Linked DNA regions of Homo sapiens: region 2 is linked to region 1. Evidence: chromatin loops called from intact Hi-C (ENCODE). Cell type or tissue: natural killer cell. All regions are shown on one strand. Links, peaks and the distances in the headings refer to the core of each region. The heading gives the core; the rest is flanking DNA. Region 1 has its middle 96 kb from the start of HSD17B3-AS1. Region 2 holds the start of LINC00092 (long intergenic non-protein coding RNA 92).

Region 1 (10,408 bases), core at 1,116-9,115:
ATATTAGATGTGACCAATAATTGTGAGATCCCATAGATTCTCATCATATCTAATCAGTGTCACAACAGTGGTATGAACAAGGCAAGACCTGTCATTTAACTTGATAATTAATACCTGATTATTCACTTTCAGGTCCAGGTAAGCATTCTGAATAGAACATTGAATAAATCTCCTTTTGTGTTTTGTTTGTTTTGTTTTGTTTTGTTTTTGCTTTTTTTGAGACAGGGTCTCACACTGTCACCCAGGCTGGAGTGCAGTGGCATGATCACAGCTCACTGCAGCCTCAACTTCTGGGCTCAAGCCATCCTCGCACCTCAGCCTCCCAAGCAGCTGGGACTACAGGTGTGGTTAATTTTTTATTTTTGTGGAGATGGGGTCTCACTATGTTGCCCAGGCTGATCTTGAACTCCTGGACTCAAATGATCCTCCTGCCTCAGCCTCCCGAGTGCTGGGCTTTTAGGCATGAGCCACCACACCCAGCCTCCTTGTGTGTTTTAATATTAAATTCTTCAGCCAGTTGATAAATAAATAAATTATTACCAATAAGAGTAGTTACATGCAGAAATAAATATAGTTTGTGAAAACCATTCATCTCACATAAAAATTATTAACAACTTTCCAATCATTAAGTAGGGAAATACGTCACTAATACAAATATTAAGAAAGAGTGTTAGCTAAGTAACTTTAGAAAGAACTCTGTTTCCTTTTAATGCCAATAATCATTTATAAAAATTTCGGGCTTTTTGCGTTCTCTTTCCCTCTCCCAACACGGCGGCCTCAGCAAAAAAGAAGAAGAAGAAGGGGAAGACTATCTCCCTAACAGACTTTCTGGCTGAGGATGGGGGTACTGGTGGAGGAAGGACCTATGTTTCCAAACCAGTCAGCTGAGCTGATGAAACGGATGACCTGGAAGGAGATGTTTCGACAACTTGGCACAGTAACGATGACGATGTGTATAGGGCGTCTCCAATTGACCGTTCCATCCTTCCCACTGCTCCACGGGCTGCTCGGGAACCCAATATCGACCGGAGCCATCTTCCCAAATCGCCACCCTACACTGCTTTTCTAGGAAACCTACCCTATGATGTTACAGAAGAGTCAATTAAGGAATTCTTTCGAGGATTAAATATCAGTGCAGTGCGTTTACCATGTGAACCCAGCAATCCAGTGAGGTTGAAAGGTTTTGGTTATGCTGAATTTGAGGACCTGGATTCCCTGCTTAGTGCCCTGAGTCTCAAGGAAGAGTCTCTAGGTAACAGGAGAATTCGAGTGGACGTTGCTGATCAAGCACAGGATAAAGACAGGGATGATTGTTCTTTTGGCCGTGATAGAAATCGGGATTCTGACAAAACAGGTACAGACTGGAGGGCTCGTCCTGCTACAGACAGCTTTGATGACTACCCACCTAGAAGAGGTGATGATAGCTTTGGAGACAAGTATCGAGATCGTTATGATTCAGACCGGTATCGGGATGGGTATCGGGATGGGTATCGGGATGGCCAACGCCGGGATATGGATCCATATGGTGGCCGGGATCGCTATGATGACCGAGGCAGCAGAGACTATGATAGAGGCTATGATTCCCGGATAGGCAGTGGCAGAAGAGCATTTGGCAGTGGGTATCGCAGGGATGATGTCTCAGAGGAGGCGGGGACCACTATGAAGACCGATATGACAGACGGGATGATCGGTCTTGGAGCTCCAGAGATGATTACTCTCTGGATGATTATAGGCGTGATGGTAGAGGTCCCCCCCAAAGACCCAAACTGAATCTAAACCCTCGGAGTACTCCTAAGGAAGATGATTCCTCTGCTAGTACCTCCCAGTCCACTCGAGCTGCTTCTATCTTTGGAGGGGCAAAGCCCGTTGACACAGCTGCTAGAGAAAGAGAAGTAGAAGAACGGCTACAGAAGGAACAAGAGAAGTTGCAGCATCAGCTGGATGAGCCAAAACTAGAACGACGGCCTCCGGAGAGACACCCAAGCTGGCGAAGTGAAGAAACTCAGGAACGGGAACGGTCGAGGACAGGAAGTGAGTCATCACAGACTGGGACCTCCACCACATCTGGCAGAAGTAAGTCAGCCCAGGATGCACGAAGGAGAGAGAATGAGAAGTCTCTAGAAAATGAAACACTCAATAAGGAGGAAGATTGCCACTCTCCAACTTCTAAACCTCCCAAACCTGATCAGCCCCTAAAGGTAATGCCAGCCCCTCCACCAAAGGAGAATGCTTGGGTGAAGCGAAGTTCTAACCCTCCTGCTCGATCTCAGAGCTCAGACACAGAGCAGCAATCCCCTACAAGTGGTGAGGGAAAAGTAGCTCCAGCTCAACCATCTGAGGAAGGACCAGCAAGGAAAGATGAAAACAAAGTAGATGGGATGAATGTCCCAAAAGGCCAAACTGGGAACTCTAGCCGTGGTCCAGGAGATGGAGGGAACAAAGACCACTGGAAGGAGTCAGATAGGAAAGATGGCAAAAAGGATCAAGACTCCAGATCTGCACCTGAGCCAAAGAAACCTGAGGAAAATCCAGCTTCCAAGTTCAGTTCTGCAAGCAAGTATGCTGCTCTCTCTGTTGATGGTGAAGATGAAAATGAGGGAGAAGATTATGCCGAATAGACCTCTACATCCTGTGCTTTTCTCCTAGTTTCTCTCCACCCTGGAACATTCGAGAGCAAATCAAAACCTCTATCCAGACAAGACAAAATAAAATTCACCATCTCCTGAAAAAAAAAAAATTTCAGTAATACGGAGGAAAATAATCACTAGATTATACTATAATTCTAATATTTGATGAATTATTTGAATGGGTGCATTGATAATATTAACTTAAACAAACTTTAAGATCTACATTTAATTTTCAGTTCCTTAATTTCACATAGGCCATTAGTCTTTCAAGAAAATATTCTGCTTAGATCAAGCTTTTCCAACCCACAGCCAGCAGGTTGCATGTGGCCCAGGACGGCTTTGAAAGTGGTGCAACACAAATTCGTAAACTTTCTTAAAACATTATGAGATTTGTTTACGATTTTTTAAGCTCATCAGCTATCATTAGTGTTAGAGTATTTTATATGTGGCCCAAGACAATTCTCCTTCCAATGTGGCCCAAGGAAGACAAAAGATTGGACACCCCTGATTTAGATATTCTTATCTATAAATGGCAAGCAGCATATCATCTTTGTCACCTCAAAATTTCATAAGGAGGAAAATAAGTCCAAAATAATCGCAACAGATACCTGGAAAATTATGATTGATCCAGTTATAACAAAGGGTATAAAAGGATGAAGAGGTACTCAGGAAAAACGTGGCACCCACAATGTACATTTTCACTAGCCAAATTCAAAACAATAGAATTCACATGAATTCTTTCAAAACACATTTCAGTTCTGTGGAAACCAAATGTTTGAACAAAAAGCTTCTCAAAATGTTACCCACTGACAACTGTATTCAGTGGATGAAGACAAAGAACTTTTGTAATTTACTCAAGTGATCAGGTACAAAGTTCTTTCCAGAAACCATGTTATCGAAATGCTTTCTTCCTGCATGACATGCTGCTGCATGCACAAAGTTTAATGGTGTTATTAAATGTGCTGCTTTTGTATTCTTTCCATCAGTTTGACAGCCTGGTGGATTAATGGTGAGGCTGAGTGCGCTCATCTTTATTTTGCTGCCAAGAGGCTTTGGTTCTTCCCAGTAAAAGGAATCTTATTGGAGAAATATTTATGAAATGAAAAGTCCATCAAGTAAAGTGTTGGGCAATTGTCTCCAGCAATGGAACAAACATGGTGATGGCTACAAGTGACTTGGGAATCACAAGCGTCCTATGATTTGTTCACACTCTTCAGCTGTGTGTTGAGAAAGCAATAATGGCACAGAATTGCTGCCTGTAATCTCCAGCAAGTGGGCTGCTTTCATCATTCTTTTTTATCCAAAGATAAACTACATGACATAGAAAAGATTTTGGAACCGGCTTATCATGTAATTTTACAAAATGTTCCAATAAACTGGAACAGTAGCTATTCCGTGTTCAAAGGCTGCTTGAAGAACAAAAAAAGTCTTAAAATTGTACCATGTGGGAAGCAATGCCAATTTGGCATAAGATTGCTTGCAGAGAACGCAGCTCATTTGCTGGAATGTGCTGAAGAAGTGACCTACTCCATGGACTTTGGGAGGCAAGCACTTATTTTCTTCTTCAGCCTGCTTTAGACCCTCCTATTTTCCTAGCCGGAAAGGTGCTGGGATTAACTTGCTTGCAAGGAGCGCTGAGGAGCATGGACATTTAGAGACACAGTGTTAGCTTAAAAGCCTATTCCAGTGCTCCACTGTTAATTTTTAGATCCAACACTTGAGGACAATTTTTCCCTCAAATGCATGCAAATTATTGGAAATGAAGATGACTGAGGAAAGGCAGCAATCTGAAGACTGCTGCTGAAGCGTCCAGAAGGCTCCTCGAGCAGAGCACGCAGCTTCTGTTTCCGGGGCTGCTGCATTTCCTGCAACCCCATCTTCAAGTCCAGGTGGTAGGGAAAGGAGAACACTTGATGTTAGCAATTGCAATAGTCCCCCGTTATCTGCGGGAACAATCCAAGACCCCCTATGGATGCCTGAAACTGCAGATAGTATGGACCCTACATATACAACACAGGTTGTCAGACAGCACGGGTGGTTCACGTTCCCACTTGAAAACGTTTGAAGTGTGAAACCATTTGTTTCTCCCCAGTGGGACCCTTCCTGACGCCAGGACAGACTTGGCCTCTTGGGTTAGTGTCCCTGTGATACCGATCCTTCTGCAGGGATGTTTGTCTAGCCCTCACCAGACCCTTGCAGTAATACCTAGACTCTTTTAACGAAACCAGGACCAAGAATACAGTGTTCAAGGGGTGAGAACTCAGGTATACAGACGAACAACTGTACTACATTTTTCCTTGTACATAAATACCTATGAAAAAGCTTAACTTATGAATTAAGGCTAAGACACTAAGAGATTAACAACAATACCTAATAATAAAATAGAACAATGATAAAAGTATCTGTAATAAAAGTTATGTAAATGTGGTCTCTCTCTCTCTCCCAAAGTATCTTATTGTACTGTACTCACCGATTTTCAGACCACAGTTGACTGTGGGTAACTGAAACGGCTGAAAGCAAAACCACAGCTAGGGAGACTACTGTGTCTATGTTTAGAGCAGCGTTTCTCTACTGTGGTTGGCACTATTGACATTTTGGACTAGGTGGTTCTTTGTTGTAAGGGGCTGAGTGTCCTGTGCATCATAAAAAGCTAGCAGCACCCTTGACCTCAACCCAGTAGATGTTGGTCCCAACACTCCCCCAATTTCCAGACATTGCCTAATGTCACCTGGGGGGGCAGAATCACCCCTAGAACCACTGGCTTAAAGGAAGGAAAGCTGACTCACATGCTACATTTACTTCTTACACGGTAACCCACCGTGGCACCCGTCCCATTGATCTGCTTCAGGCACCAGCATCTTCTGCGGAATCTGGTGCTGACTAAGCTAGCTACCAAAGCATATTGTACGGCCCCACTGGTTTCTTGGAAATGGACTTTTGTTTCCACTGCAGATCTGAAAACAGTGACCACAGGAGCACCCTGCCCGGTGACGGTGCTGAGAGGTCACTGTTATCACACTATAAATATTAAGCTTTAAAATGTCACTGCTGGGTACAAACCTCTGGTCTGATAGAGGAAATAAGACCTGCTGTTTGATAGATCAGTAGGGTGACTACAGTCCACAATAATCTAGATACATTTCCATATAGCTAGAAGAGACTAATTCAAATGTTTCTGGCATCAAGGAAAAATACATATTTAAGGCATGGATATTCCAAGTACACTGATTCGATCTGTATGAATTACACAAATATATAAAATTACCACTTGTATCCCTAAAATATGCATGTCTTATGCATCAATTTAAAAACAAAAAATCAGATACAATTTTAACTACTAAAGTTCTTAAATGAAAACTGAAACATGATTTAAATTCTTAAATAAGGCCAGGTGCAGTGGCTCAAGGCTGTAATCCCTACCCTTTGGGAGGCCCAGGGTGGATCACTAGGTCAGGAGTTCGAGACCAGGCTGGCCAACATGGTGAAATCCCATTTCTACTAAAATACAAAAATTAGCTGGACATGGTGGTGCACGCCTGTAATCCCAGCTACTCTTGAGGCTGAGGCAGGAGACTCGCTTGAACCAGGGAGGCGGGGGCTGCAGTGAGCCAAGATCATGCCACTGCACTCCAGCCTAGGCAACAGGGCAACACTCTGTCTAAAAAAACAAAACAAAACAAAACAAAAAAATTCTTAAATGAAATTTCAGATGTATCCATGAAACCCAGAAGTTCTAAGCTGGCAATATTTGTCTTTGGTCAAATATCAGTTTACACACTTGTACATTCGACATTGGGTCACACTGTGTATTTTGAGCACACGTCTGAGAAGAATATTTATTCCCAAAGCATGGTCAGAGCACAGCAGGCACTCCAGTAGGGTGCTCAGTGGTATTTGCTGAACAAATGATTCCATCAGCCAATCCTATATTGCTGAGCATTTAAGTTGTTTGCAATCTTTGGTCTTATACAGTATCTTGCAATGAGCTTTCTTAATTAGAAAGCAACCCTATTTAATAATCCCCTTGAAAAATGTTTTAAGTGGTAGAATTATGGCATCAAAAGGTCTGAACGTTTTTGTGGTTTTTTATACCTATTATTGTGTCTTCCAGAAAATCCTAGTTATATAATCAGCAATGAATTAATGTTTTTCCCCACACTCTTGTCAGACCCTGGGTATTTTTTCAAAGGTCTCTGCCAATGTCATAGGGAAACACTGTATCTTCTTTTTATCATTTTGCATTTCTTTGGTTTGTGAATAAATAACAAAAATTGCACAGGGTCATAATGACCATTCATCACTAATTCTTCAGTTGAGCCCCTGGTGAAGTAATTGGGCTGCAGGTAAGAGGCACGAGGTATGAACCATACCGAACTTTAAAGTTTAGAGTGACACTTGGCACGGTGAGACCCTCACACTATAAGGGATGGGAACTGAGATTCTCAGGAGCTTTAAAGTTTAGAGCCACACCGCCGGGCGCGGTGGCTCATGCCTGTAATCCCAGCATTTTGGGAGGCCGAGGCAGGCAAATCACGAGATCAGGAGATCGAGACCATCCTGGCCAACATGGTGAAACTCCGTCTCTACTAAAATACGAAAAATTAGCCAGGCGTGGTGGCTTGCGCCTATAGTCCCAGCTACTCGCTTGAACCTGGAGGCGGAGGTTGCAGTGAGCCAAGATGGTGTCATTGCACTCCAGCCTGGTGACAGAGCAAGACTCTGTCTCAAAAACAAAACAAAACAAACAAAACTTTAGAATCACACTTGGCATGGTGAAACTCTCACACTATGAGGGGTGGGAATTGAGATTCTCAGGGGCTTTAAAGTTTAGAATAACACTTGGCATGGTGAGACTCTCACACTATGAGTGGGAGGGAACTGAGATTCTCAGGAGCTTTGAAGTTTAGAAGCACACCTGGAATGGTGAGACCCTCACACTATGAGGGGGTGGGAACCAAGATTCTTTGGGGAACAGCAGCTGCTCAGTCCCCACATACAAGTTTGTTGAGTGCAAGATGAATAAACACAGAGACTTTCAAGTTGCCTTGATTGAACGGGACAGGTAAACACGTGGGAACTGCCCACGTTTTTGACTTTGTCTCTTCCCTAGCTCTTCCCTTGCCCACTATGGAGAGTCAAATTTGCAAGCTGTGACCATACCCCTGATGTGACTGATCTGTGACACTCACAGAGCTGCCGCTGGGGGTCATGGATACCATGCTTCTCCATTTGTTCTTTGACACAGTCTTGCCGGGTAGGCAACAACTCTGTGCCGCACAGGCCCGAGGTCCAAGGCTAGAGAGTGGCAGCACTGGAATCCACATCCCGCTCTGCCTGATGCTAAACTTCCACTCTCTTATTTCCCATGCCACGTGGTGTGCTCATATCGAGGCTCAGTGCCTGGCTATTCCTGTGGCCTTTCACCTACCTTGGCCATAATGAAAAGCCCATGCTTCTCTCCAACCTGGGTTCCAAAACAGCTGCTGAAACTAATTAATTTTTTTTTTTTTGAGACGGAGTCTCACTCTGTCTCCCAGGCTGGAGTGCAGTGGCACCATCTTGACTCACTGCAACCTCCACCCCCTGGGTTCAAGTGATTCTCCTGCCTCAGCCTCCCAAGTAGCTGGGATTACAGGCGCCTACCACCGCACCCTGTTACTTTTTGTATTTTTAGTAGAGAAGGGGTTTCACCGTCTTTGCCAGGCTGGTCTTGAACTCCTGACCTCATGATCCACCTGCCTCGGCCTCCCAAAGTGCTGAGATTACAGGCCTGAGCCACCGCACCCGGCCTAATTAATTATTTTTATAACTGTCACAGAACACCTGATTTTCCCCCCTCCTCCCCACTGTTGTAGGGCAGAGAAGAACAGGTGGGGTGGTCAGGGAATAAAGGAGGAATTCGAATTCTTAGTCCGAGGAATCACAGCACATTTTTTTTTTTTTTTTTTTGTGACAGGGTCTCGCTCTGTCACCCAGGCTGGCGTGCAGTGGCGCGATTTCGGCTCACTGCAAGCTCCGCCTCCTGGGTTCATGCCATTCTCCTGCCCCAGCCTCCCGAGTAGCTGGGACTACAGGTGCCCGCCACCATGCCCAGCTAATTTTTTGTATTTTTTTTAGTAGAGACGGGTTTCACCGTGTTAGCCAGGAGGGTCTCGATCTCCTGACCTCGTGATCCACCGCCTTGGCCTCCCAAAGGGCTGGGATTACAGGCGTGAGCCACTGCGCCCGGCCCTCACAGCGCATTTCCAAGGCAAACACTCAAGCTGCTGGTTCTCAGGCTCTCCTTTGGCTTTAGCTTTGCCGTGTCTCCCTTACCAAGGTTCCCAGCCACCACCAAGGGAGGTGCCACAGCCACGTGTCGTGGCAGAGCCTGGCCCAAGCTATATGTTCCTGTTCCCACTTGAAAACGTTTGAAAGCGTGAAACCATTTCTTCTTGCCCGGTGGGACTCTTCCTGACTCCAGAACAGACTCGGCCCCTTGGGTTAGTGTCCCTGTGATGTCGATCCTTCTGTGGGGATCTTTGGCATGCACCAGAACCTTGCAATTCGAGTCACTGTCATTGAAAAGCTCTGGTCTACAGACTGAAGGACAGCCTGCCTCACCAGCTCTACACGAGAATTCCCATCTTCCAGGGATAAGAAAGTGAGCAGGCCTTGTCCAATCTCCAGTGAGTAATACAACAAGACAGAGATTAACTTTATATACTAATTTCTTAGGTTAGATAGAGAGGAAAAGGACACTCCACACCTGATGACCTGCATTCTAATGCCAGAAAAGGCACTTTTAATCAGATGACCTCAGAAAATGTCCTTAACATTCCAGGACAGTTATTCTTGTGAGGATGACCTAGAATAGATGTGTCCGGGCCCATGAAAATTATGAAACCTCGGCTGCGCGCAGTGGGTCACACCTGCGATCACAGCACTTTGGGAGGCCGAGGCAGGTGGATCACGAGGTCAAGAAATCGAGACCATCCTGGCCAACATGGTGAAACCATGCCTCTACTAAAAAATACAAAAATTAGCTGGGTGTGGTGGCACACACCTGTAGTCCCAGCTACTCAGGAGGCTGAGGCAGGAACATCGCTCAAACCCAGGTGTCTGAGGTAGCAGTGAGCCGAGATCACGCCACTGTACTCCAGCCTGGCGACAGAGGGAGACTCCGTCTCAAAAAAAAAAAGAAAGAAAGAAAGAAAGAAAGAAAGAAAGAAAGAAAGAAAGAAAGAAAGAAAAGCAAAAGAAAAAAATTTTTTTTTTGAGACGGAGTCTCGCTCTGTCACCCAGGCTAGAGTGCAGTGGCACGATCTCGGCTCACTGCAAGCTCCGCCTCCCGGGTTCACGCCATTCTCCTGCCTCAGCCTCCCGAATAGCTGGGACTACAGGCGCCTGCCACCGTGCCTGGCTAATTTTTTTTTGTATTTTTAGTAGTGACGGGGTTTCACCGTGTTAGCCAGGATGGTCTCAATCTCCTGACCTCGTGATCCGACCGCCTCGGCCTCCCAAAGTGCTGGGATTACAGGCTTGAGCCACCGCGCCCGGCTAAGAAAAAGAAAATTCTGAAACCTCATTCAAGTGCAAGTTATGGACAGGCTCAATGGCTCACCCCTAAGATCACAGCACTTTAGGGGGCCAAGCAAGGCAGGAGGATTCCTTGAGAGCCCAGAAGTTCAAGACAAACCTGGGGAACATAGAGAGGCCCCATCTTTACAAAAATTTAAGAATAAAAAATTAGCCAGGCATGGTGGTACATGCCTGTAGTCCTAGCTACTCTGGAGGCTGAG
Region 2 (10,408 bases), core at 1-8,000, 130 kb before region 1:
CCACTTGGTATTTGTTGCAGGAGGGAAGAACATCTCACTTTTGCTTGGCTAAAGGGCCACCCCAGGAGAGCTATTTTGCCTCAGGGTCTTGCAGGGTTTCTCTAGGAAAACAGTGCATCTGATAGTTACTCTCTGCCCCTAGGAGGAAAGACAGATTCGCCCTTCCTTCCCAAGTCCCAGGCTGTGTGGTTCCCAGCCCCAAGGGTAGCAAGTCAGAACCTCCGGAGAGGCTTTTAAGCATGCACATGTCCAGGGTCCTCATCAAGAGACTGAATCAGGGGGTCTAGGGCTCAGCACAGGCACCCTTTTTGTTTTTGCAGTTTCACAGGAATTCTGATGTGCCAGTGATTGTCAGGTTTGTCCCTGGGCAGGACCCACCTGCCTGACCTTCTGTCCCCCTGGGACACAGTATTTCCAGAGAGGTGCTTCAGTTGCCCCACCACGACTTCCAGCGCCCCCCATCTCTGTATGCAGCTGAGCTCATGATGGAGCCCACTGTGTGCTTTTTGTTGTTGTTACATTCCTATAAAAATGTCCACGCATATTTGAACATCTGTGTTCATAGTGGCATTATTCACAATGGCTACAACACGAAGAAAGCATTCCAAGTACCTATCGATGAATAAGCAAAATATTACACACACAGGAATATTATTCAGCCTTGAAAGGAAATTCGGACACGTGCTACAACATAGATGAATCTTGAGGACGGTATGCAAAGTGAAATAAATCAGACACAGAAGGACAAATACTGTATGATTCCACTTATATAAAGTACCTAGATTAGTCAGATTCATAGAGACAAAGTAGAATGGTGGTTGCTAGACGCTGGAGGGAGGGGAGAAAGGGGAGTTATTAATGGGTGTAGAGTTTCTGTTACACAGGATGCAAAGTGGCCTGAAGATGGATGGTCGTGATGGTTGCACAGCAATGTGAATTTAATGACACTGAAGTGTACACTTAAAAGTCATTAAAATGCTAAATTTTGTATGTGTTTTACAATTTTAAAAATGGAAAAAAAGTAAGACCAAAAGCAACACCTCTCCAGAATGTGTGTTATATACCAAATTTTGATGTATGTGAGATTGCTGACTATATTTTACTTATCAATTTGAAATTATATTGTTTTTATGTTGACACTCCATATAAGCCATTATTTTGAAAAAAACATTTTCCTTATTAAAAGATTGGAAAAAAATTCACACATAGCATTGTTTTTCTTTTTTTGTAAGACAGAGTCTCACTCTGTCACCTAGGTTGGAGTGCAATGGCGCAATCATAGCTCACTGCAGCCTCGACCTCCCAGGATCAAGGGATCTTCCCACCTCAGCCTCCCAAGTAGCTGGGACCACAGATGTGCACCACCCTGCCCGGCTAATTTTTGCATTTTTTTTTTTTTTTTTAGAGACAGGGTTTCGCCATGTTGCCCAGGTCTGGTCTCGAACTTCTGGACTCAAGCAATCTGCCTGCCTTTGCCTGCATTGTTTTTCTATTATATTTCATGTATTTTATTTGCTTTGCTGCAGGTTAAACTATGATGTTTATATTTATTGCCTAAGTTTCCATTAAGACCAATCTTAATTATACCAACATGATACCTTTCTGCCATGGACAGAGATAATACTCATCTGACATTCTTGGTTTTTTGCTGCTCTGTCTTGTAGATAAGAATCAAGAATGCTTCTTTCTACAGATATCTTTTTCGTTAGCTAAATAGGCCTCGCAGTCTCGTTGAAAGAAATAACTAAAACTCACTTTATGTTGTTTCAGTTTATCTGGCAGGGGGAAAAATGCGTGTGCAGCTCTGAATTTCTAATACGTCTCTAAGGAAACTCCAATGAGTTGTCTTGTCAGACTAAAATGTCTGGCAACTAAAATTATTGGCCTCCCTACATTTTTTAACTTTGAATTTTCTTAATTTTTTTGTAAAGTGGGATATGTTTCTGAACTGAAAGAAACTTCAAAAGAAGCCTCATAATAGCTAATTCATATTTTCTCTTCTTTCCTAAAACTATTATAAAAGCACTAATGGGAACAAAACAATTATTTTTCAAAATATAAATGCCAGGATGCACCATATGAGAAGCCCCCAGCCCCCTCTGCTTGCCTCCCAGCACCCGCATTGTGCTCCAGTGTTCAGCTTTCTCTTCCTCTCCGTCCACCACTCCCTGCCCTCTCTTCCCACTGCCAGTACCTAAGTGGCCTTCCTTCACCTGTGCCTGGCAAAGCCCTAGGTTCCTTCCATGTCACCCCTGACTCCTGAATCGACAGCTCCCTCTCTCAGCTTCCTGCTCACCAAGCTCAATGGAGCCTCAATGACCTGCCCACTGTTGCCTGAGGCAGCACTCTCACTGTCCCAAGACCCCATCACACCTTCACCTTGCTGGGACCTCCTAACTCCCTCAGCTTCCCCTACTCCACATTGGGGGTGTATCAGTCCATTCTCACGCTGCTATGAAGAAATACCCGAGAAATACCTGGGTTAATTTATAAAGCAGTTTAATTGGCTCACAGTTCCTTATAGCTGGGGAGGCCTCAGGAAGCTTACAATCATGGAGGCAGTTCACGTGAAGGGGGAAGAAAGGCACCTTTCTCACAGGGTGGTGAGAGAGAGGAAGGGGGACGGGGAAAGCCCTTTATAAAAGCATCAGATCGGCTGGGCACAGTGGCTCACGCGTGTAATCCCAGCACTTTGGGAGGCCGAGGCAGGCAGATCACAAGGTCAGGAGTTCCAGACCAGCCTAACCAACATGGTGAAACCCTTTCTCTACTAAAAATACACATTAGCCGGGCGTGATGGCGCGCACCTGTAATCCCAGCTACTCGGGAGGCTGAGGCAGGAGAATCTCTTGAACCCGGGAGGCAGAGGTTGCAGTGAACCAAGATCGCGCCACTGCACTCCAGCCTGAGTGACAGAGTGATACTCCGTTAAAAAAAAAAATCTTGTGAACTCACTGTCACGAGAGCAGCGTTCAGGAAACCACCTCCATGATTCAATTACCTCCACCTGGTCCCGCCCATGACACGTGGGGATTATTAAAATTCAAGGTGAGATTTGGGTGGGGAAACAGAGCCAAACCATATCAGGGGGCCAGGCCTTCAGCAGGTGGATAAGATGGGAGGAGTTCTGAAATACACACCCGGGATGCTCCAGAGGCCAAATCATAGGGCAGGTCATCCCAAGGACAGCAGTTAATTCACTGACATGCCAGCAAAGGGCAAACCGAATCGGCCCCGCGGAGCCCAGGTAGGGGCGCCGCTCACCTCCTAAAATGCCCTCAAAGACCCCTTAGGGCACAGCCATATGCTGAGACATGTTGGGGTGGACAAGCAGGTCTCAAGAAGCTTAGAATGTCCCCTAGGTGGACGCTAAGGGACAAGGCCCACCGAGGAAGGCAGCTGCAGATGATGGAATGCCCTCCCAATGGCGGGAACAAGCAAGGCTTCCGCAGCTCAAAAGGAGAAACATGCTTTGCGCTGGAGTCCTCAGAAAAGGCCACTTCCAAACTGTGGGGATGGGGAGTGGACGGGCCTAAGAGAATGGGAAGGCAGAACACCCCTTCTCCAGTCTCCCTTGGCCGTTAAAACCCCAGAGCAGCAGCAACGTGGGCTGTTTGGTGCGGAGGTTCCTGGTTTGGGTTGGCCAGGCGTAGAGTGCTTCCGACAATTCACCCACCCTCCAAGACGCGCGGGCCGGGGAGCGGGGAGAGGGCGGAGGGAACGGCGCACCGGGCCCCGTCGGACTGTTGGACCAAAAGTCCTCAGTGTCGGGGGCTCGCAGCGCCGCCGCGGCGAACCCAGCTAGGGGGCACCGCCTGCGCCGGGCACAGGGAGGCCGTTCGGCTTTCCCCCTCGCGCCCATTACTCTCAGGCGTCCCGGGGAACCCCGCGGGCCAAGTGTCGGGCTGCGTCCGGGCAGAGGCGGCTTCGCCTGGTGTCAGCGCGTTTCCGAAGGGCACCCGCGGCGGGGCCCACAACTCGAGCTGGGAGCCGCCCCAAGCAACCCGTTCCTCCGAATCAGGCTGCTTTTCTCTGTAAAGAAAAGAGAAAGCAAGCGATTAACTGATGGCTTGGCCGGCTGGAAACGGGAAAGCGAGTTCTCCAGGAGCCGCACACCTCGGGGAAGCCCAGTCCCTCCCGGGCAGGGAGCGAGGGGCGGTCCTGGGGGCTGCTTCCCGCGGGGAGAGAAGGGAGGGCGGCGCAGCCCTCTGCGGGGTCCGCCCCTCGGTTCTCCGGACCCCCGCGGCCTGGGGGACACGGGGCAAATTCTCGGATAGCGACGGGCAGGAAGGGGACCCGGGCTGGCGATGGGCCGAGTGCCTCCTTTGCTCTCACCCCCGCGCGAAGACGAGGCCAGTGGGCGGGTGGCGTGGGGCGAGGCCTCCGCAGGCCGCCGGGGGCCCAGGCACCTGGAGCCGGGAGGGTCCGCTCCCTTCCCCGCCCTGGATGGCGGCCTATGGGAAAGCAGTCTCCACTGGATCCCGCGCGCGTCGCGCCGAGGTCGTGGGAAACCGAGGGCGGGAGGGCGGGAGGGCGGAGGCGCCGGCAGGGTCGGCGGGACTGGGGCTCGGACGGAGGACAGGGGCGAGGAGGAGGCAGGAAGGACGCCGGGTACTGCGGGGCGCCTAGGGGGTTCCGAGCGCAGCGGCTGCGGGGCCGACCCGCCCAGGATGGAATCAGGGCCCCGGCGCCCCCACGCCGCTCCTCCAGGCCGAACCCCTGCGGCCCCAATCCCCCGGCCTCACGCCCACCCCGCAGGTCGGCCCTGCAGCTGCCTTCCCTTCCTCCACCTCCCTCCCGCCTCCGAAGCCGGCGCCCCCGGCCAAGTGGCCGCTCTCAACCTGTTACCAAGTCCTAGAGAGAATTTCTCCAAAATATTTCCTGGATCCCCCTGCCAAGGGCCCTGTCCCGCCCTTCCAGCTCCCAACTGGATGCCTGCAGACCTCTCCCCGGGTTCCGAGGCTCTGGCCTCCTCCCTCCCTAATCCATTTTCCACACCGCTTCCCCGGGAGCCCGTTAAAATACACCGGGACCGCGGCGGGTGCAAGCCTCCTGTATCTCCACATAGCAGGCTAAGGGGAATTGGGTAGGGAATAAAGGCTGCAGGGGACATCGGCTGGCAGGTATGAAGCCCGTATTGTGTGTCGTTTGTTAAACACTTCCAGTGGATTTTCTCGTTTAATCTGCCCAACAACGCTTCTGGGCCGGTATTCGTATTGTTTTATAGAGGGAGAAACTGAGGCACAGAGGGGCACTCGGCTTGTAAGCAACGGAGTAATTCAGAGCCCGTCAGCCCCACGCCGAGTTTATTCACCCTGGCAGGGGCTTCCGCGGGAGCCATGACCCTTCCTAACTGGGGTGGAAGGACCCGCAGCGCCAGCCGGGTCCGGGCCAGACGGCAGCGAGTGTCTGTTAATAGGGATGCTGAATGGGTCAGGCAGTGGGGCACAGGTTCAGTGTGATCTGGAATGCCTGCGAGGCCCCCTTGCTCATCCACCTGCCTTTAATGGATGGGTGGTCTGAGTTTCTGGAGATGGGCAAGATGGAGCAGTCTCCACACTTGGCTCTTCAGCCCCGGCGCCCCCCACAGCCGCCTCTGCTTTCCTGGAGATACCGCAGGCTCCTAACCTCAGGCCGGCTTGTGCTGCTCCACCCTCTCCCTCCCCCACAGACACAGGCCACTTAGCGCGCTCTCCCGTCCCTCACCCCTGCCAACAGCAGCCACTTCTGGCCACTTCCTTTACATGTGAATGAGTCCAGGTCTGGGCTGCCTTTGTCCGGGGAGGCCGGTGGGATTTCCATCAATAATTGTTGGTTGGTGAGTCAGGGGTCAGCAGTGGTCTCCTTTCCAGGACCCAGAAATGACACCACAAGGGTAACTGGCCACTATTTCCTGCCTAGGAACTAGCAGCATCCCACCCCCACCACTCCATGGCCTAGATAAGACAGGCCAAGACCCCAGAGACAACAGGACTCTGGAACAGGGAAGGGATTTATGATTAGCATAGGCTCTAGTTAAATTCCTTTTTTTATTTCTGTGCATTGACCTATTATGTAATATGCTTTTTTCTTCCTGGAATACAGATCCTACCAGTGGTTTTATTCCTTTTTTATATAATGTTTAATTCATCTGTCTCTGTAAATCCATCACATGAAATTGAAAGGGTCTCAAAGAGCAGACTGTTTCCCCCCTAACTCTTCCACTATTCAACCCAGGGGCAAGCACTGTCATCCCTCACTGCTACCAGCTTCTGGTCAGTCTTTCTGGCCACACGTATGTAGACATGCTTCATTCTTTTAACTGTGTTTTTGATGTTTTCTATATTAACACCAAAAAAAAGTACACTAAGAAATCAGTGCTATTTCCGAATGGAGCCCGGAGTTTCTCAGCACTGCGCTCCTCCAGTGCCAGAAGCACCCTACTTCTCTTCCTCAGTTGCTTCATCAATCACATGGGGCTGGGGCAGTGAGGAGGATGTATTTGCCTCACATAGAGACTTAAAGGTTTTCCTGATCTCCTCTGGGTACAGAACAAGAAATTAAGGATGATCTGAAATATACAGGGCTTGGATAAGACTTGAAACAATTGTGATGATAGGAATTGCTGGGTTCTGGAACCGAGGATTGCAGTAACCAGGGGCTCAGAAAGCTGAGATATCCCTCCAGTGAAAGGGGACCCGGGAGCATAACTGAACAAAAGTCATTTCTCTTCCTCATGATGGGTATTTCTCTTTTTCTGGTGAGAAGTGTCAGTATCAGCATTTATCTGCTGGAGACTGTTTAAATGTTAGGTGTACTTAGCAACGTTGCATCTATTTTTCTTAAACACGAATCACTTTCCAGAAGGGAACCGAAATGACCACCTCTAAAAGTTGCTACTAACTATTGCTCCAGAAACCAAAGTGATGCCACTCACATGGCTGGCCATAGTCTAATTTCTTCACAAACAGAGGCAGAGCAGCTTGCACCACGTAACCCCAAAGCTTTTCTGTAACTGATCAGAAGTTCCTTTCTCCACCCTTTAGCAGAGGTGCTGGTGACCAGGGAAGAGGAGAAGGTAAAGAGCAGAGTGAATGAAGGGAAGTAGGGGACATAGATTCTTTAAAGTCTGGGTAATCAATCCCAATGTATTCAAGAGAGACCTCAACTTGCTTTCCTAGATGGGACGTGGTGGCCCACGGCATCCATAGCAAACCACTCTCTTCTTGGATAGTTGGCTCCCAGACTTGAAGGCTGTGCTCCTTGCTGTCCTCGGACCTCTCCAGCGGTCTCTTTCTAGTTTCCTTGGTGGGCTCCGCCTCCTCCTCCTCACCTTGTCCCTTGGATTTCCCAGGGAGCTATCCCCAATCTAGGGTTAGTCTCATGCACCCACCATATTCTAGGGGCCCCTCCACTCACTCTCATGCTTTTAATGAATTCATTTATGGGTGATCAGGAATCTTCACCATAGCCCAATCACCCTTCTGAGTTTCAGGTGCACACCCTGTTGCTTTGGTGTGACTGCTTCCCGTTGGGTTATCCTTGGGCACCTCACACTCATTGTGTCCAAAGCAGAATTCTTCATCCTCAACTCTGCACTCATCCTATATTTGAGACTCCTAACTCAGTTAATCGCATTGCTTCAGTCATTGACCTCATAACCCAAATCTCAGCACCATCTTTTTTTATTTGGTTGGATGCTTCCATTCCTCTCAGCCACTGTATTCACTCAGTAACCAAGACTTCCAGAGTTGACCTCATAAATATTTCCTTAACTCTGATGCCTTCTTTCCAGTTTCCTACCAGTGTCCTAGTTCCTGAACCACTGGAATAGCTTCAAGTCTTTCACTTCTTAGGTCTTCTAGAGAAATTTGTCATATCTAGTAGAACTCTTTTGTTGAAAATGACGCAGACTGGTTTAAGCAAAAAAGCAAAATCATGGATGTCAGGCTGGTTTCAGGTGTGGCGTGGTGTCGAAGCTCAAGGGACACCACCCACACCCTGTGTCACCAGCTCACCACTCAGGTCTGCTCTCTGTCACTCTGGTGGGCTTCATTCTCAGGCTGCATCATGGGAGTGCAGTAGCAGCAGAAGGTCCAGCTCGCCTGGTGCTTCCAGTGTCAAGTTCTATAGGAAGGAGGCAGGCCTGAGGCCAGATGGCAGCGAGTTTCTGTTAACAGTGACACTGAGTGGGTCAGGCGGTGGGGCTCAGGTTCAGTGTGATCCGGAATGCCTCCGAGGCCCCCTTGCTCATCCACCTGCCTTTAGTAGATGGGTGGTCTGAGTTTCTGGAGATGACTAGGAGTAGCAGGAAGGGACACTGAGCTACACAACACATCCAAAGCCCACCACACATCAGACCCAAGGATTCCCCTGCATAAAATTCCCCAAGGCAAATTTTGCCCATTGAAGTTTTGTCAAGATGATTTGATTCTTCTGTTGAAATGCAGTATTAATCATTGTTGAACTTTTTCATTTTGTTTGCATTGATATTTCCACCAGTAATCTTCAATAAGAATAGAATTTTAGAACTGATCATTTGGGTCTACTCTTCAACTTGCAAGGAACTGTGCGCGGTGTTAAGACCATGCCTCTGAGATCACTGGAGAGACAGATGGAGAAGTGGAGGATTTGTATTTAGAGTCTAGTCAGGGAAACACACCTCCCCCCTCAGATAGAGAGAATCTCCTGTTGTTGGTCGATATTGGAGGATTGAGTGGCAAGCCAAGATTCAGATATGGTGACTGATAGAAGCAGTGAAGGTCTCTAAAGAGCAAAGAGAAGTCATGAGGGTTCTGAGAACCGAGGTCCTGGAAGCTGGAGAAGGGGCCCTGGGGAGTGGAACCGGACCTCTGCACTTGCCTGGCCCTGGGGCCTCCCAGAGAGCTGGACTCAAATCTCCGAGATGGACCAGCCGGCCCGGGCGGGATGTGGGCAGGCAGGTCCTGGGAGTGCATGAAGCAAGCTAGAAAACTGGGCATGACCGCGCCACCGTTGGGAGTCCGGGGGGTTATTGGGGCTCTGCTGACGGGAACAGGCTCCTGTCCTGCGATCTGCGGCCACCACGCCGCCCTCTGGGGCCCCCTGTTGGCAGAACCTGGCGGGAGCTCGCTGGCCCGCAGAAGGCTCAGGGCCTGGTAGCCAGGGCGCGGATCCCAGGAGGTGGATTCGGAACTCAGTGAGCCCCGGAGCGCCGCAGTGGGGCGGGGGTGGGGGAAGCGCGGGGAAGCGCGGAGTCTCTGGGTCAGCTGGTCCCCACTGCCAACGCCCACAGGCCAGGCGGCTTCCGCAGCATCTGCTCCACACCCCATGCGGAGCAGGGGCTTGTTGTTTCTGCACACGCCCACCGCATACACACCGCACCACACACACAAACACACTACACACACCACACTATACACACCACACACACAAACACACCACACACAAACACACCACACACAGCACACCACACACACCACACTACACACAAACGCCACACACACCCCACACACCAAACACACCACACCACACACACAGCCCACACACACTACAAACACACCACACACAAACACCACACACACCCCACACACATACCACAACACACACCAAACTCACCACACGCACCAAACACGCCCCACACCACACAAACACACCACACAGACCCCACACACCACACATACCACAACACACACTACACCAAACACACCACACGCACACACCCCACACATACAACACACTACACCAAACACACCACACCGCACAAACACACCACACACACACCACACTACACACACACACTACACACACCACATACCCCACACACATACCCACCACCCCACACACTACACACACCACACACACCACATACCCCACACACATACCCACCACCCCACACACTACACACACCACACACACCACACACAACACACTACACACACCCCACATGCACCACACCACACACACACACACCACACACCACACATCACACCACAGCCACACCACACCCCCGCCTCCAACACCCACCTCTTGCGCCCCCCTCCCGCCTCCTGTGTGGTGTGTGCTCTAGTTCCCGGCAAAGCAGGTGGGAGACGGAGTGACCGGCAGGACAGGCTGCCTGGGGAACCGGGAAGGCTGAAGTGGACACAGGAGGAGCTGGCAGGGAGAGCCCAGGCCCCGCGGGCTGCGGGAAAGGAGAGGGCAGCGACTGGGCGAGGGAGGAAAGACCCTGGCCGGGGCAGCCCGGCGCGGGAGAGGCTGCGTGTGCCCGGCTCAGTCACCCGCCCTGGGAGAAGGCGGCCCGGTTGGAAAGTTGAGGCGGAACCGAAGGCCCCCGCGTGGAGGCTGCAGCCCCTGCGCCGGCCGGGCGGGTCCGGAAGGAGCCCAGGCCGCACCTCCAGGCCGGCGCCGCCGCCGCCCAGCGCCCACCCGTCCCCCCGGCGCCACTCCA

Evidence for each region. Hi-C counts contacts between places; a loop is a spot of excess contacts. Peaks named below come from ENCODE experiments on the same cell type or tissue, not always from the same donor. Only the 100,000 strongest peaks of a DNase experiment are listed, where the experiment ranks them.
Region 2: it touches region 1 in a loop (3-fold over the local background); 3 of 110 quality-filtered maps call a loop at or near these places.

Annotation. Positions count from the first base shown.
Region 1 is chr9:96,145,239-96,155,646 of GRCh38, forward strand. It overlaps the pseudogene EIF4BP3. Among named protein-coding and RNA genes, the nearest start is that of HSD17B3-AS1, 96 kb to the right of the region's middle. In natural killer cell, for the core only: no CTCF peak of the experiment used is centred there; DNase peaks (open chromatin) are centred at 4,483 and 5,153; H3K27me3 peaks cover 2,419 bases.
Region 2 is chr9:96,017,250-96,027,657 of GRCh38, forward strand. It overlaps ERCC6L2 (ERCC excision repair 6 like 2), which reads left to right. Exons shown (of 19, transcript NM_020207.7): 19 at 1-1,198. It overlaps LINC00092 (long intergenic non-protein coding RNA 92), which reads right to left and starts at 4,562. Exons shown (of 2, transcript NR_024129.2): 1 at 4,336-4,562; 2 at 2,483-4,032. It overlaps LOC105376159 (a long non-coding RNA gene), which reads right to left. Exons shown (of 2, transcript NR_188619.1): 2 at 6,011-8,745. RefSeq lists a silencer at 3,742-3,791 and enhancers at 4,002-4,051, 5,484-5,984, 8,956-9,015, 9,014-9,537. In natural killer cell, for the core only: no CTCF peak of the experiment used is centred there; DNase peaks (open chromatin) are centred at 3,942, 4,621 and 5,642; H3K4me3 peaks cover 2,275 bases; H3K27ac peaks cover 4,071 bases.